Linked DNA regions of Homo sapiens: region 1 is linked to region 2. A link is an interaction called in ENCODE POLR2A ChIA-PET data of the cell type or tissue named here. Cell type or tissue: HepG2. All regions are shown on one strand. Links, peaks and the distances in the headings refer to the core of each region. The heading gives the core; the rest is flanking DNA.

Region 1 (5,376 bases), core at 83-5,082, 81 kb before region 2:
AGGAGGCAGGCGGATCACCTGAGGTCAGGAGTTCAAGACCAGCCTGGCCAACATGACGAAACCCCATCTCTACTAAAAAAAAAAAAAAAAAAAAAATACAAGCCGGGTGCAATGACTCATGCCTGTATTCCCAGCACTTTGGGAGGCCGAGGCAAGCGGACCACTTGAGGTCAGCAGTTTGAAACCAACCTGGCCAACATGGTGCAACCCCATCTCTACTAAAAATACAAAAATTAACTAGGAGTGGTGGCGGGCACCTGTAATCCCACCTACTCAAGAGGCTGAGGCAGGAGAATCACTTGAACCCGGGAGGCAGAGGTTGCAGTGAGCAGAGATCGCACCATTGCACTCCAGCCTGGGCAACAAGAGCGAAACTCCGTCTAAAAAAAATGTAAACATTTCAAACATTTCCTTGACTGCATACCTTTTAAGATTCTTCCTGGAGAAAACATAAGTGGTATTCATTACATTTTCACCAGATTCCACACATCCAGCTGGGGAACAGGGAAGGGAGGGAGAGGAAAGAAAAGTCACTGTTTCAGCAAACTGTTCACCAACAGAAACTCAAGAGCCTTCAGGTCCGGTTTGCAAAATACTTCCCCCTGCAGTTATATTCTCTGGACAATGTTGTGACAGAGCACAAAAACATATATTCCGGCACTGTCTGTTCTCAGCCCTTACTCCAGTTCTACCTACCTGTCATCTCCACCTACCTGTGGGCAATCCCCGGGGACCTGGTTCTGATCTTGGGCGAGGAGAACATAGTGAGCCTTTGCCATAGGGCACCGTTGAGCCTCCAGGCAATTCCTCGATTGAAGCACCGTGACTAGATTCAGCTGCCCAGGCTCCTTTCTCCCTAGGACCCTCATCTCTATTTCCTGGATTCCAGCCTTGGATGCCATCCAAAGGCTGAGACTCGCCTTTCCCCAACTTCCCTATCCAGCCATGAGGCTGCCAGGAGACCTTGCCCTCTGCTGAAACCTCCAGCCTCCTTCAGAACCTGACTTCACTCTGGGGAACAGTCCCCATCTGAGAGCTCTTCTACACTCACCCCCTGCTGTACTTAAAACAGTTCAGCCCTGTCAGAGTGACCATCATACACTGCTGCTCTTGGAAACATCTCCCTGTTTTATGCTATTTCTTGATACATATACACACACGTAACTTTACATATGACTGTTTCATATCCACCAGGGAGGGCAGTAGACAGTATCAATAGTCTTTTTTATTATTATTATTAATACATTCTACATAGCTGCCCTCTTTTTTTTTTCTTTGAGATGGAGTCTTGCTCTGTCACCCAGGCTGGAGTGCGATGGCGTGATCTTGGCTCACTGCAACCTCCACCTCCCAGATTCAAGCAATTCCCCTGCCTCAGCCTCCTGAGTAGCCGGGATTACAGGCACCTGCCACGATGCCCGGCTAATTTTTGTATTTTTAGTAGAGAGGGGGTTTCACCATGTTGGCCAGGGTGGTCTCGAACTCCTGACCTCAAGTGATCTGCCCTCCTCCGCCTCCCAAAGTGCTGGGATTACAGGCGTGAGTCACTGCACCCAGGCCCCTCTTTTCATCCCACTCCATTCTTCCATCCCCAAGAAATCCATTTTAACATTCAACAAACCATTATGTCATCTGTATATTTCCTCCATGCTCACATAATCATTACAATCAGTTATAACTCAATCACATGTATACCTCTATGATATTTTTTATTGAGTCCATTTGTTTTACAAAACTGACACTTCTCCTTATTTTGCTTGTTTCAATCAACTACTCATGAAAGTTAACTTGCATAGCACTGATGCATTATTTTTTTGTAGCTGCATAATATTTACTGCAAGATTCATTCACCCAGCCTCTGTTAATGAGTATTTTTTTGGCTTTTGGTTTTTTACCACTATAAACAATGCTTGCAATAAGCATCCTTGAACATATACTTTTTTTTTTTTTTTTTAGACAGAGTCTCACTCTGTTGCCCAGGCTAGAGTGCAGTGGTGCGATCTTGGCTCACTGCAACCTCTGCCTCCTGGGTTGGAGCGATTCTCCTGCCTCAGGCTCTTGAGTAGCTGGGATTACAGGTGTGCATCACCATGCCCGGCTAATTTTTGTATTTTTAGTAGAGACAGGGTTTTGCCATGTTGGCCAGGCTGGTCTTGAACTCCAGACCTCAGGTGATCCACCCACCTTGGCCTCCCAGAGTGCTGGGATTACAGGCTTGAGCCACCATGCCCAGCCAGTTTCCAGTCTTAATTGGGTCTTCTCCATTCCTAGAATGTCCTCCTATATTTCCTTACAAGAGTTTTCTATTTTTACCTTTTGTGTTTAAGTACTGAATTCACCTGGAATTTATTTTTTACATCTAGGCAAGGGGTCCAATTTTACCTTCTTCCACATAGCTGGCTACCCCAGCACTACTCATTCAATAATAGAGTCCTCCCTTTGCAAGATCCATCTCTTGTACAACATGGTGATTATGGTTCATAACAATGTATTATATTCCTGAAAAATGCTAAGAGATATAAAGCGTTCAAACCACAGAAATCCTAATTATGTGAGACCATGCTATGCTAATTAGCTAGATTTAGTCATTCCACAACATATATATACTTCAAAACATCATGTCATACACAACTACATACAATTTCATCTGTCAATTAAAAAAAAAAGGAGGCCAGGTGCAGTGGCTCACGCCTGTAATCCCAGCACTTTGGGAGGCTGAGGCGGGTGGATCACCTGAGATCAGAAGTTTGAGACCACCCTGGCCAACATGGTAAAACCTCATCTCTACTAAAAATACAAAAATTAGCTGGGCATGGTGGCCGGCGCCTGTAATCCCAGCTACTTGGGAGGCTGAGGCAGAAGAATCACTTGAACTCAGGAGATGGAGGTTGCAGTGAGCCAAGATCACGCCAATGCTCTCAAGCCTGGGCGACAAGGGTGAAACCCTCTCAAAAAAAAGAGGAATAGGTCTTTGTCCAATCTCAACACTTCCCAACCTTCTTAATGACATACTCTTGTCCTATCTGCCTTCAGTGTCTAATTCTCTTGAGAATTATTTAAGTAACATACAATTAATTACAAATAAATAATAGATTTTTTTCCACTGGAACAGCACCTGAGGTCATATATTAAATCGCCTTATATCCTGAGATCTTTTTCTGGATTCTGTGTTCTGGTCCACTAATCTATTTGTTTGGTCCTATAGCAACACCATATTGATTGGCTAAAAGTAGTGTTATAGGATCTTCTGATATGTGGTGAGGCAAATGCCCTCCCAAGTATCACTGTTTTTTTTTTAATACTTCTTTGGCTATTCTTCAGCATTTATTCTACTAAACAAAGCTGAGATTTCATCCAATTAAAAAAAAACTTTAATGCAATTCTAATTGGAAATGAAATTAGTATGTTAATTGTTAGAACACGACATATCTTTCCATTTGTTCAGAACTTGCTTTATAACCTTCAGTAAGACCTTCTAGACTTCTCCATAAAGGTCCTGCCCCTTTCTCATTAAATTTACTTCTGCCTGGGTGTGGTGGCTCACACCTGTAATCCCAGCTCTTTGGGAGGCCGAGGCGGAAGGGGTGCTTGAGCCCAGGAGTTTAAGACCAGCCTGGGCAACATAGCAAGACCATGTCTCTACAAAAAAATAAGAAAATTAGCCAGGCATGGTGCTACACGCCTGTGGTCCCAGCTAGTAGGGAGGCTGAGGTGGGAGGATTCCCTGAACTCAGGAGATCAAGGCTGATGCAGTGGGCCATGATCACACCACTGTACTCCAGCCTGGGTGACAGAGTGAGACCCTGTCTCAAAAAATAAATAAATAAATAAATTTACTCTATGTATTTTGCAGGTTTTGCACTACTCTGAATGAAATATTTCTCCTCCTTCCATTTCTAAGTACTCACTGCCAATATAGACGAAAGATAGGAATTTTTATATATTTTATAATATCCAGCCATCTTATCAAATTATTTTAAAAATTCTAATACTATTTTTAAAATCTCTTGGATTTTCTAGAAATACAATCCTATTGCAGTTTTTTATCTGTTCTTTTCCAATCTTTGTAATTTCATTTTCCTGTTTTTCCCACACTTACTAACACCACAAAGAACAATAACGTTGATAACAGACATCCATTTGCTACTTGATTTTAATTGAAAATATTTTTAGAGTGGCCAAATAGTAAAGGATTTGCTACTGGGGCTGGGCGCAGTGGCTCACACCTGTAACCTGTAATCCCAACACTTTGGGAGGCCAAGGTGGGCAGATCACCTGAGGTCAGGAGTTTGGGACCAGCCTGGCCAACATGGCGAAACCCCATCTCTACTAAAAATACAAAAATTATCTGGTTGTGGTGGCAGGCGCCTGTAATCTCAGCTACTCAGGAGGCTGAGGCAGGAGAATCGCTTGAACCCAGGAGGTGGAGGCTACAGTGAGCCAAGATGGTGCCACTGCACTCCAGCCTGGGTGACAGAGCGAGACTCTGCTTTTTAAAAAAAAAAAAAAAAAAAAAAAAAAAGGCCAGCGCAATGGCTCACACCTATAATCCCAGCACTTTGGGAGGCCAAGGTGGGCAGATCACCTGAGGTCCGGAGTTCGAGACCAGACTGACCAACATGGAGAAACCCCGTCTCTACTAAAAATACAAAATTAGCTGGGCGTGGTGGCGCATGCCTGTAATCCCAGCTACTCCGGAGGCTGAGGCAGGAGAATGGCTTGAACCCGGGAGGCGGAGGTTGCTGTGAGCCGAGATCGTGCCATTGCACTCCAGCCTGGGTAACAAGAGCGAAACTCCATCTCAAAATAAATAAATTAATAAATAAATAAAATAAATAATTTAAAAAAAAAAAAAGGGCCGGGCGTGGTGGCTCAAGCCTGTAATCCCAGCACTTTCGGAGGCCAAGGCAGGCGGATCACAAGGTCAGGAGTTTGAGACCAGCCTGACCAACATGGTGAAACCCCGTCTCTACTAAAAATACAAAAATTAGCTGGGAGTGGTGGCGCACACCTGTAATCCCAGCTACTCAGGAGGCTGAGGCAGGAGAATCGCTTGAAACTGGGAGGCGGAGGCTGCAGTGGTGAGCCAAGATCGTGCCACTGCACTCCAGCTGGGCAACAGGGCAAAACTCAGTCTCAAAAAAAAAAAAAAAAAAAAGGATTTATTACTGGGTTTAGTGAATAACTTTTAATAACTAACTTTAGTAAATATAACCTAAACAACTACTTATTCTTAGTCCTGAGACTTCTTGGGCCAAAGTGTCATTCGCACATGTTCCGCAGTGTTCTTTAAAGCCCCACCCACACAGCTGCATGTGTGATTCACGCCCTTCTCAGGCCCTCCCTGGCTCAGCTGGGATGGGACTCAGTGGCAAA
Region 2 (5,376 bases), core at 51-5,050:
TAATCCCAGCTACTTGGGTGGCTGAGGCATGGCAATCACTTGAACCCAGGAGGCAGAGGTTGCAGTGAGCCAAGATCATGCCACTGCACTCCAGACTGGGCAACAGAACAAGACTCTGTCTCAGAAAAAAAAAAACAAAAAAGGAGGCCACTGTTTTGGACTAAGCTCCTGCTCTAGGCCTCCAAAAACAGACTAAAAATCAAAATGGAGTCACCCATGCTAAAATTTCAGTCACCAAACTGAAACTAAGTTGTTATCTGACCTTCAGCGAAATCAAGGGAGATAACAGCCAATTTACCGAACAGGTCAGTTTCAGTCATCAACTGGTATGACAGATAATAAGTTCCCTCCATTTTGTTGTTTTACAACAAAAAGTAACCTAATGTCAGTCAGTTATTTATCTATTGTTTTTAACTTTGAAATGACGTATCTGCTTTTTGTTCTTTGTTTCTGCTTTCTTTCGGCCTTTTTCTGTCTACAAAGCCAGCCTCCTCTGTTCAGTTCACTAGAACACTTACTGTATTTTATGGAAGAAGTGTTGCCCAATTCCAGAATAGGAAATAAAGGCCAAGCACGGTGGTTCACTCCTGTAATCCCAGCACTTTGGGAGGCTGAGGCGGGCAGAACACTTGAGGTTAGGAGACGAGCCTGGCCAACATGGCAAAACCCCGTCTCTACCAAAAGCCAAAAAAATTAGCCAGGTGTGGTGGTGAGCGCCTGTAATCCCAGCTACTCAGGAGGCTGTGGCAGGAGAATTGCTTGAACATGGGAGGAAGAGGTTGCAGTGAGCTGAGAGATCTCACCACTACACTCCAGCCTGGGAGTGTCTGTCTCAAAAAAAAAAAAAAAAAAAAAAAAAAAGAAATAAAGCCAATTAATATCTTTAAATTTAAATTTGAGGCCAGGCGCGCTGGCTCACGCCTGCTGTAACCCCCGCACTTTGGGAGGCTGAGGTGGGCGGATCACCTGAGGTCAAGAGTTCAAGACCAGCCTGGGCAACATGGCAAAACCCGTCTCTACTAAAAATACGAAAATTAGCCGGGCGTGGTGGCAGGTGCCTGTAAACCCAGCTACTAGGGAGGCTGAGGCACAAGAATCGCTTAAACCCGGGAAGCAGAGGTTGCAGTGAGCCGAGATCGCACCAATGCACTCCAGCCTAGGCGACAGAGCGAGACTCGGTCTCAAAAAAAAAAAAAAATCTTTAAATTTATAATGTTGTCTTCTGACATACAATAAAATATTCACCTTAAGCAAACAAGGAAATCCTAACGCACACTACAACATGGATGAACCGTGAAGACATTAATGAATAAGGCAGTCACAAGTCAAATATTGTATAATTCCACTGATAGGAGTACAGCAGTCTCCCCTTATTCTCAGAGAATGCATCTCAAGACCCTCAGTGGATTCCTAAAACTGCAGTATACATATGTATGATAAAGTTCAACTTATAAATAAGGCACAGTAAGAAATAAACATTTTATTATTTATTTATATAGAGATGGAGTCTTGCTCTGTTGTCCAGGCTGGAGTGCGGTGGTGTGGCTCACTGCAACTTTCACCTTCAGGTTCAAGCGATTCTCCTGCCTCAGCCTCTGGAGTAGCTGGGACCACGGTTGTGTGTCACCATGCCCGGCTAATTTTTTTTTATTTTTGGTAAAGATGGGGTTTCACCATGTTGGCCAGGCTGGTCTCAAACTCCTGATCTCAAGTGATCTGCCCGCCTTAGCCTCCCAAAGTGCTGGGATTACAGGCATGAGCCACCGAGCCTGGCCAAATTAACAATAATTTATTCTATTTTTTTTGTTTGAGAATAAGTTTCACTCTTGTTGCCCAGGCTAGAGTGCAATGGCGCGATCTCAGCTCACTGCAACCTCCACCTCCCGGGTTCAAGCGATTCTCCCGCCTCAGCCTCCCAAGTAGCTGGGATTACAGGCACCCACCACCATGCCCAAATAATTTTTGTATTTTTAGTAGAGACTGGGTTTCACCATGTTGGCCAGGCTGGTCTCGAACTCCTGACCTCAAGTGATCCCCCTGCCTCGGCCTCCCAAAGTGCTGAGGCGTGAGCCACTGCGCCCAAATTAACAATAATTTAATAATAAAATAGAATGATACAACAACAGCAAATCTGATAACCACAGCTACTAAGTGACTAATAGGTTGGCATCATATATCCACAGTGTGGATACACTGGACAAAGGGATGATTCACATTCCAGGTGCTACTCAGATGGGGGCACAGTTTAGAATTTATGAACTATTTCTACAATTTTCCATTTAATACTTTCAGACCATGGTTGACTTTGGGTAATTAAAACCGAAGAAAGCAAAACTGCAGATAAGGGGGGACTACCGTAGTCAAATTCCTAGACAGAAAGTAGAATAGTGTTTGTCAGGTGCTGGAGAAGTTACTATTTAACGGGAACAGGGTTTTAGTTTCCCAACAAGAAGAGTTCTGGAGACTGGTTATTACACAACCATGTGAATGTACTTAGCACTACTGAATTGAAACTTTAAAATGGTTAGCATAAATTGTTTGCTACATGTGTTTTATTACAATAATAAACAAATAATCAAACAAACAGCAAGTCAGCAAACTGAACAATGTGATACGCCTTTCTTCCTTTCATGCCAATTTCCAAGAGCTAGCAGCCAGAATTATGCCATGGCAGGAGACCAGACGTAGAATTCCTCCTTGGGAAGCTGATTTCTCAAAGTTCTATTTGGTTCTTAGCAATTCCGCCTGGCTTTTCTGGATAGCATCTTGTTTTTGTTGTTCTCGTTTTTTAAAATTACTTTTTAAAATTTTCAGTTTTTAAAAATATACTTATGGTCCAACAGTTCCCATTTTTTATGGTCTACAAATACCAACATAGAGCACCCCCAACAAAATGACTCCTTCCTATGTGATCACCCAACAGTGAAGCCCACCAAAGGACTAGCTCTATTCATGTATGAAAATTTTGCAGTCAGCTTTAAGTGTCTCACTTAAAAATGTGAGAAGGCTGCCAGGCGCGGTGGCTCACGCCTGTAATCCCAGCACTTTGGGAGGCCGAGGCGGGTGGATCAGTTGAGGTCAGGAGTTCAAGATCAGCCAGGCCAACATGGTAAAACACCATCTCTATTAAAAACACAAAAAATTAGCCAGGCATGGTGGCGCATGCCTGTAATCCCAGCTACTTGGGAGGCTGAGGCAGGAGAACTGCTTGAACCTGGGAAGTGGAGATTGCAGTGAGCTGAGATCATGCCACTGCACTCCAGCCTGGGCAACAAGAGTGAAACTCCCGGCTCAAAAAAAAAAAAAAAAATGAGAAGGCTGTTTCCAGACATTTGAGAGTGTTTAAAATTAGAAACCAAAAACAATACACAGTAAAAGAAACATGAAGAAAATAGAGATAATGCAGTGAGCAAAACAAAACTTCAAAAATACTACGGTTAGGCCAGGCATGGTGGCTCACGCCTGTAATCCCAGCACTTTGGGAGGCCGAGGCAGGCAGATCACGAGGTCAGGAGATCAAGACCATCCTGGCTAACACGGTGAAACCCCGTCTCTACTAAAAATACAAAAAATTAACCAGGCAACGTGGCAGGTGCTTGTAGTCCCAGCTACTCGGGAGGCTGAGGCAGGAGAATGGCGTGAACCTGGGAGGCGGAGCTTGCAGTGAGCCGAGATCGCGCCACTGCACTCCAGCCTGGACGACAGAGCGAGAAGACTCCATCTCAAAAAAAAAAAAAACTACAGTTAATGTATCTAGCAATAAGAATGAACATTTTGTCCAGGGAGAATTCAAAAAGACATTCAAAAGCTAAGACATTGCTTGTAACAATTAAAACTATGGTGGCCGGGCTCGGTGCCTCATGCCTGTCATCCCAGCACTTTGGGAGGCCAGGGCGGGCAGATTACCTGAGGTCGGAAGTTCAAGACCAGCCTGACCAACATGGAGAAACCCCATCTCTACTAAAAATACAAAATCAGCCAGACGTGGTGGCGCATGCCTGCAATCCCAGCTACTCGGGAGGCTGAGGCGGGAGAATCGCTTGAACCCGGGAGGCAGGGGTTGCGGTGAGCCGAGATCACGCCCTTGCACTCCAGTCTGGGCAACAAGAGCGAAACTCCGTCTCTAAAAAAAAAAAACACTATGGTAAGAGCAAGGTAGGAGATAAGTAGAGGAAATCCCCCAAGAGGAAAAACAATAAGACAGTAAATAAAAAAAGAGAAAAATGGTGCGAAGAAAATTGTCAAAATAAGTAAGAACATTTTCCAGATGTTAAGGACTTGAGCTTCCAGGCTAAGTGCCCAATAAAATGCAGAGGCTCTATTAAACAATCAAGCACGTCTTTAAAATTCGGAAAGAATTTCCAATCCAGAATGCAAATCCAGCCAAATTATAATTAAAGAAAGAGCAAGGGTAGCATGAATGTATTTTCAAGAAATGATGAAATTTTTTTCTTCCCATGAACCCTTTTTTCAGGAAGCTACACCTGTTTCTGGAAGTGGTGTTATTGTTAGTGGTGGATATTCTCCACCACTAACAATAACAAAAACAGCAAACATTATTGTGCACCTACGGCACGCACAGCCCTTTTATTTATCTATCTGCTCATGTAATTTTTAAAACAACACTTTGAGGTGTGTAAGATTATTATTGCCAACATTCAGATTGGAAACTCTGGCACAAAGAGGTTAAATGACTTGGCCAAGGACATACATCTGGTTATGAGTCAGGATTTGAACCCGAGAGAGTAGGCTTCAGAATGGCAGTCACTAAGCTACATATCAGACAGAAGGATATGTGAGATGGAGACACATGAAAAGAGGAAGGAAATTTCCAGACAGATGTTAAAGGGAAGTCCCCAAATTACGACTGAGCCGATGACTCCCAACTGACTTCCAAATGACAAAACACTGGGTGTGTCTGAATCCATCTGGAAAAGAGCTCCCAGTTCTCTGGATGTCTGGATGATCAGTACAGAGAAAAACTAAGAAAACAAAATATAAATCAATTAACTTCAGGGAAAACAAAAGGTTTGTATAGGAAAGAAAATGCAATCATACTACCCTGGCTAGCTCATTTGTAAGAGTAATAACAAACCATATAGTAATTCAACCAAAAAAAGTGAAAAAAGCATTGAAGTATGGGAGGTGGTGAAGAGTGTGCATCAGCTAAATCCACAGCAGCATTTCTGAAAAAAAAAATCAACAACAAAAACCAAAGTATATGCATTTCATTTCACTAGAATTACAGGGGTAAAAAGCAAAAAATTTAAAAACTTTTTGTCACTCTGCATTTCATCCTGGGATCTCCGACCTCCTAAATGACTGTTTAAAATGTGTATACATTGGGCCGGGCACAGTGGCTCAGGCCTGTAATCG

What was found. ChIA-PET counts read pairs that join two places held together with the same protein. Peaks named below come from ENCODE experiments on the same cell type or tissue, not always from the same donor. Only the 100,000 strongest peaks of a DNase experiment are listed, where the experiment ranks them.
Region 1: POLR2A ChIA-PET joins it to region 2 with 7 read pairs; 4 of 35 experiments call an interaction of 5 or more read pairs at or near these places.

Annotation. Positions count from the first base shown.
Region 1 is chr21:36,403,879-36,409,254 of GRCh38, reverse strand. It overlaps CHAF1B (chromatin assembly factor 1 subunit B), which reads right to left. Exons shown (of 14, transcript NM_005441.3): 9 at 425-494. Among named protein-coding and RNA genes, the nearest start is that of CHAF1B, 21 kb to the right of the region's middle. RefSeq lists an enhancer at 1-721. In HepG2, for the core only: no CTCF peak of the experiment used is centred there; no DNase peak of the experiment used is centred there.
Region 2 is chr21:36,322,641-36,328,016 of GRCh38, reverse strand. The region is part of intron 1 of MORC3 (MORC family CW-type zinc finger 3); the gene reads right to left. Among named protein-coding and RNA genes, the nearest start is that of MORC3, 5.1 kb to the right of the region's middle. In HepG2, for the core only: no CTCF peak of the experiment used is centred there; a DNase peak (open chromatin) is centred at 2,426.